Regions from separate parts of the Homo sapiens genome. Here region 1 is linked to region 2. The links are chromatin contacts, found by Hi-C or POLR2A ChIA-PET in ENCODE. All regions are on one chromosome and are shown on one strand. The core of a region is the stretch at or near the end of the contact, and the rest is flanking DNA. Distances in the headings are between cores, read along the strand shown.

The links. Hi-C counts contacts between places; a loop is a spot of excess contacts on that map. ChIA-PET counts read pairs that join two places held with the same protein, here RNA polymerase II (POLR2A). Pooled maps may share reads with other maps.
Region 1: a pooled map shows a loop between it and region 2 (9-fold over the local background). The contact joins the promoter of STK38 here to the promoter of RPL10A in region 2. A Hi-C loop is called at or near these places in 4 of 50 pooled maps. POLR2A ChIA-PET finds 5 or more read pairs at or near these places in 2 of 52 experiments (GM12878 and K562).

Annotation. Positions count from the first base shown.
Region 1 is chr6:36,545,864-36,549,025 of GRCh38, forward strand. It overlaps STK38 (serine/threonine kinase 38), which reads right to left and starts at 1,616. Exons shown (of 14, transcript NM_007271.4): 1 at 1,327-1,616. RefSeq lists an enhancer at 1,151-1,674 and a silencer at 1,422-1,761.
Region 2 is chr6:35,466,554-35,469,883 of GRCh38, forward strand. RPL10A (ribosomal protein L10a) reads left to right here and starts at 1,848. Exons shown (of 6, transcript NM_007104.5): 1 at 1,848-1,886; 2 at 2,246-2,320; 3 at 2,394-2,474; 4 at 2,828-2,976. The coding sequence starts at 1,882. FANCE (FA complementation group E) reads left to right here. Exons shown (of 10, transcript NM_021922.3): 10 at 1-549. RefSeq lists enhancers at 1,288-1,337, 1,614-2,170, 2,348-2,417, 2,478-2,577.

The DNA of each region.
Region 1 (3,162 bases), core at 366-2,865, 1.1 Mb after region 2:
AGGCCTGCAAACTCAAAAGGAAGTCAAATGAAAACCATTATGTGATTCAATCTATATGGTTATGCCTGGCTAACTGACTGACTTTACAATGGTACTCTGTGATCACTATAAACAACCCTCTCTCAACAATATGGACTTTATTTCTTTGCGACTGACAATCCATTATCTTTCATTTGGACGATTCAACATTGGAGCTAAGATTATTGCTTAAGTCGCATGTCTAATCTCTCCCACTGAACTGTAAATCCTACTAAACTGTAATCTCTACCTACACTAGAAAGCAAGCACCATGTCTTATACTTGTTTTAATATTCTTCCCCCATTTCATGCACAGTGCTATGCACTTAGCACCTTAAGAAAGATTAACTAGGAAATATACTCATTTTTGATGTCCATTCCTAGGAGTTTATGTGTGATGGGGGATAGGGCTGGGACATGAAATGGTTTGCTATAGCGTTCTCTCCTCTTAGGAGGAAGCTGGTATCTAACGTTTAGGGTGGGGAGGAGAGCCTGTTATCGAGGTGGTGGTTGTTTTATGTTTAGGGAAACCAAATATATTGCCTGGCTAATTCAGAGGCAGGGTGAGCTCAAAGGGTGGAGACACTCAGGGTCTACTTCACTCCAACCCTCCTCGGTGCATTTCAAACAGAACAAGTTTCTCTCCGAGTCTTTTAGTCGTTTCAGAATGAACTGAGAGATCTGGTCTCTCTGCCGGCCGTTCTGCCCGCTTTCTGACACAGACTTTCCTCTAAGCCCTTACCGACTTTTTCCTCTGGCTGTTGCTTTTCCACTCTCTTCTTAAGAATTTTCCCTGCCTTTTCCTGTGATTTGAAGCTTATCTGAAGCCCAGTATCCTAAGACTAACGGAGAAAGGAGCCGACTCAAAGATACCACACCCCAAGGGGGGCTTTCGACATCTCTGCCTCAGACCACAGTTCACAGACCCCAGAAGAAGGAAAAGGAGATAAAAACCGGTGATGACCGAGATCCCTGAGGGACTGACTGGTGGCAGGGAGCAGACAAAGGTGGCAACATGGAAAGGAAAGCCTGGCTCCCGCTCCAACTGCAAAAGGAGAAAGATAAAGGATGGGGTGGAAAGGCTGGGACTGGAAAAATGTGGAGAGGGCCAACAAGGGGCATCTGGAGACGGGGGAAGAAGGGGGTTAAGGAGAGGGGCGGAGAGAGGCCAAGAGGCTGAGAGGTTAGGGCTTGAAAGAGGGCGCCGGCGAGCAGGAGAAAGCCCAAGAAGGAGTCGGAGGTTGGGGAAGGAGGAGATAAAGGAAAAACCCCGGGATGGAGTGAAGACGGCGGCAGCAAGCAACTCACCAGAGCCCAGGGAGAGGCAGGGCTGGGGACGGCGGAGAGCCGCAGACGCCCCTTCGGCCAGTAGTCTCGACTTGAAGGCTGGCGAAGCCCCGGCGGCGGCAGCCAACGAGCCAAAGACGGGAGGGGACGCGTGAGGGACTCTGAGACAGGGGGCAACAGGCGGTTACGGGTGAGGACAACAGGAAGCGTTCCAACTGCCGGAAAAGACGCGAGCGCTGAGGGGCCAAGGCAGCCCGGTCCCCCGCCGCGGAGACGGGCTGGCGCGGCAGCCCGGGGCCGAGACTACGCATGCGCGACTTCCCGGAGCGGCCGGGATTGCGGAACTGCGCTTGCGTGGCCCCGCCCTGCCCCTCCCTTCACCCCCTGCCTAGGGCTGGCTGGACCTGGGTGAGGCCAGATGTGTGAGTGTGAGGCGGTCTCGAAGTAGGCTGGGCTGAGGGGGAAGTTCCATTGTTTTCTTTTGTTTTACTTTTTACTTCGAAATAATTATGGACTCACAAGAAGTTGCAAAATTAATACATACAGGTTCCCTATACCATCACCCACCCAGCTTACCTCAACATTTTTCTTAAGATACAACATTCTCAAAGCCAGGAAATTGACATTCGCACAATACAATTAACTAAACCAATACAATTAACTAAACCAATACAATTAACTTCATTACAGACCACACTCGGATTTAACCTGTTGGGTATGCAGTCATGTGCGTGTGTGTGAGTGTGTGTGTAGTTCTATGAAATGTTGTCACCTGTATAGTTCCCACCCACCCCCCTACCCCGTGTAGAACAGGTCTGCTGGAGCCCTTGGCCCCCCTCCTCTTCCTTAAAGTAAGGACCTTACCTGGGATAAGGTGAGCTCTCATAGGTTTGGGAGGTTACCCAGCGGGCGACCCAGTGTGGACAGAAGAAGGTGCTTTTCAAGGCCACCCAACTCTTATTCTGTACTACTTTTGGGGGTAAAGAGGTCCCAAGTTTAATAGCCTTTGGGCACTTGTCGTTTCTTGAGAATGGAGCACAAAGCCCTCAACTACAAAGTGTCAAGCTCCTGGAAACTAAGATGAACGAGACATGGTCCCTGACTGCCTGCAAAGGGGCCATCTAGGGAGAGAAGGAAGCATGTGCTGCGAGTTATTCATTCATTTCATCTTCAAAGCCCAGTTTCCTTTTGTCTAGCCTCTTAACAAAAATCACTTCTCGCCAGGCGCGGTGGCTCCTGCCTGTAATTCCAGCACTTTGGGAGGTCCAGGTGGGAGGATAGCTTGAGCCTAGGAGTTTGAGACCAGTCTGGGCAACATAAGGAGAATCCACCTCTAAAAAAATTTTTGTAATTGGCCAGCATGGTGGCAAGTGCCTGTGGTCCCACCTACTGTGGAGGCTGAAGCAGGAGGATTGATTGAGTCCAGGAGTTCAGGGCTGCTATGAGCCATGATCATGACACTGCACCCCAGCCTGGGCAACGGAGGGAGACCCTGTCTCAATCAGTCACTACATACATATCAATCAATCACTTCGCCTTTCATTCTCTCTGCCCAGAGGCCCTTCTCCCCAAATGCCTGTTGTCAAAGTCCTACCCATTCTTAAGCTTTTAATAATAGTCCAAGATGTCTGCATAATGCTTTACAGTTTACAAACAACTTTCACTTATTTAATCTCACTTGGTCCTCACTTTGGCAGTGACACACGAGGTTTTGCAGATGAAGTAATTGATACTTAGAGAAGCTAAGTGACTTGTCTGAATTCCCACGGCTAGTAAGCCAAGTAGCCAAGAGGGGAACCCCATTTTCTGTCTGCAAATCCAATGTTCTTTCTCCTCTTCTCTTTCCTCCTTCCAAAG
Region 2 (3,330 bases), core at 598-3,097:
ATATTTTCTTTTTCATTTCTTTTGTTTTTGAGAGAAGGTATTGCTCTGTCATCCAGGCTGGAGTGCAGTGATGCGATTGATCATGGCTCACTGTAACCTCTGCCTCCCAGGCTCGATCCTCCCATGTCAGCCTCCCAAGTAGCTGGGACTACATGCACATGACACTATGCCCAGCTAATTTTTTATTTTGTAGATAATATGCTGGTCAGGGCTGGTCTTGAACTCCTGAGCTCAAGTGATCTTCCTGCCTTGGCACCCAAAGTGTTGAGATTTACAGGTGTGAGCCACCACACCAGGCCAGAGCTATATTTCCAAAGGCTGCTGGCCCCAGGCACACTCCTCATCAATTCTCAGGCTGCAGGGACAAACTTTCCGATAGGGCTCAGTAGGATCAAGCCGACCCAGAGTGGGCATGGGATGCTCCAGGAGGTCTGGGGTACCAGTGGGCTCAGATGAAGCTCTTGTGCTCATGTATATTATGACCTTCTGTGTTTTTGTTTCTGACTTGAATAATTTATCAATGGTGTTGAATAAAAGCAAGTTCAATAATGTCTTTTTCTTTTTTTTTTTTCGAGTCTGAGTCTCGCACTGTCGCCCAGGCTGGAATGCAATGGCATGATCTCGGCTCACTGCAACCTCTGCCTCCCCAGTTCAAGCGATTCTCCTGCCTCAGCCTCTTGAGTAGCTGGGATTACAGGCGCATGCCACCATGACCCGCTCATTTTTGTATTTTTAGTAGAGACGAGGCTGGTCTCAAACTCCTGACCTCAGGTGATCCGCCTGCCTCCCAAAGTGCTGGGATTACAGGCGTGAGCCACCACGCCTGGCCAATGTCTTATTAGAAGCAGTACCTTCCTTCCCATGAATTCTGGGTATTGAGCCCATCCGCACCCCCTCCACTTCCCTGCTCAATGACAAGGAACATCTTTTTCCTGGTGAGGGGAAGGGTGTAGGGTATCTTATTCACCCTCTGAGGGCCAAATAATGTGTAATACCACCCACCCCATCCTATAGGAGCTGCCCCCACCAGGCAGGGGGGTAGGTGAGAATGGGCATCTTAAAGGTGGGAGTGACTCAGTCTGGAGTTCGGGAAGGGTTTTGGGCAGATGAATCCGAGGAGAGATCTGAAGGGCTCTGGGGGTTACTGTGGCTAAGAGGATGAGACCCATTGGACAGAGGAAAGAGCAGAGAAGACACCTTATGGGTGTGCAGTGCTGTGTGCCTGTTTTACATCCTTGTATTCCTGTAGCACCTGGCTAGACGCCTTATTCATAGCAGTCACACTTAAAACGTAGATGTTATCAAATTAACTATCAAGTGAAAGTTCACTTAAGGACTTTCCCAGCTCTTCCCCTCTGCAGGCGTTGAAAGGACAGGAACAGAACTTTCCGGACACTTCCCTTACCACGAGTCCACGTTAGAGCAAGGTGCTGAGGGAGGGAGGTCGGGCCAGGCTTCCTTTTGAGAACATAAGCTGGTGCGGAGGGCGCGAGGGGAGAGGGGTTTGAGGGACAAGCGTGCCGGAATCCACGCTGTCAGTGAACATCACTGGGCTGTACCAGTACGTGTGACTACCGAAGCTCGAGCCCCGAACCCAGCCGCTTCCCTAGGGGTCCAGCAGCAGCGGGCGCGAATCGGCACATTACCGGGGGACCGCGGGGCGCTCAGGACTGCGACAACTCTGTGGGTTACCGCGCCGGCCTAGCGGCCCAGCGACGCCCCCCAGCGGCCAGAGAAGGCCGCGCTTCTCGGGGTTGGCCCACCCAACCGCTCTGCGGGTAGGACCGAGGAGCAAAGCATTATCGCGAGATCAGGGCCACTATTTGAGCGCATGCGCAAGACATGCTAGTCTCTTTTCCGGTTAGCGCGGCGTGAGAAGCCATGAGGTGAGTTGGTCCTGAAAGCCCTATCCGCGTTCATCCGCGCCTTCAGGTGCCCCGCCGAGGGTTCGGATCCTGTAGGCCGCGCCGCGGACCCTTGCGCCACCTGCGCCGCGGGGCATTTCTCAAGGCGGGTCGGCCTGCGGGTCGCCCTTCCTACCAGGTCCGATCACTGAGAGCCTCCCTCTTCCACCGGGGCTTGGGTCTGGGTCTGAGCTCCCGTCGCTCTACTTGGTGTCCGGAATCTACGGGGGAGTCCGCCGTGGGCCGCCCGCCCGTCTCGAAGCCTAGACCTCGGAGGCTTCCAGGCAGTCCGAGCGTGTGGACTCCGCGGCCCTGAGCGCCCTGTCGCTTCTCTCCCGCAGCAGCAAAGTCTCTCGCGACACCCTGTACGAGGCGGTGCGGGAAGTCCTGCACGGGAACCAGCGCAAGCGCCGCAAGTGAGTGCCGACCCTGGGGCACGGCGCGGGTGGCGAGGGCCGGCGGGTGCTTAACCCCCCTCCTCTCTCGAAGGTTCCTGGAGACGGTGGAGTTGCAGATCAGCTTGAAGAACTATGATCCCCAGAAGGACAAGCGCTTCTCGGGCACCGTCAGGTTGGCACCGTTCTGATCCCACCCAGCCCTCAGTGCCCCCGTGCTTGCCCCTCCCCTGCAGGCTCCCGCTGAGCCGGAGGCGGGCACGTCGGTACTGATGTGCTAGGGTAGTTCAGACCCCCTGCTCCGGGCAGGCGCGGCTGGACGGACCCCCACCCTGGGTCTTAAAACATGAGGGGAGGCGTGGGTAGGCCTCGGCCGAGCCCGCCGGCCAGCCTGAGAAGCCAGGCTGGCTGCTGGTGAATGTGAACGCTCCGGGTAAGGCTCGGTGGCTGCTGCGGTCCCAGACCCTTCACCGGCCCTTGGGACCCAGGGCTAGGCGTAACCTGTTGGTGCTGTCCCCCAAAACGCAGGCTTAAGTCCACTCCCCGCCCTAAGTTCTCTGTGTGTGTCCTGGGGGACCAGCAGCACTGTGACGAGGCTAAGGCCGTGGATATCCCCCACATGGACATCGAGGCGCTGAAAAAACTCAACAAGAATAAAAAACTGGTCAAGAAGCTGGGTGAGTCCGGCCGCTGTGGTTTTGCATGTGAGATGTGTGGTGGGGGCGGTAGAAAGGCTTTTCTGCCATTTTCGATTTTTAAATGATGAGGGGCCTAGAATAGCAAAGGATCGGCGGTGGTTGCCTAGCTTGCCTGAGTGCTGTTTTAGCTTTGGGGTGGTTTGATGTTTGTATTGCTATGAGGATTCCAGTTGATGAGGGAGGCCAGGCATTGTAAGTTGACCAGCCAGGTGCTGGTGAACTATGATTTGGAAATCTTTACGCTGCGTTGTTTAGGCAGTGGCATTAGACTGCTTTTACAGGTAGGAAGCAGACATTCCCAGTTGTCACGTGTCCAGGGTCCACAGCTAAGAA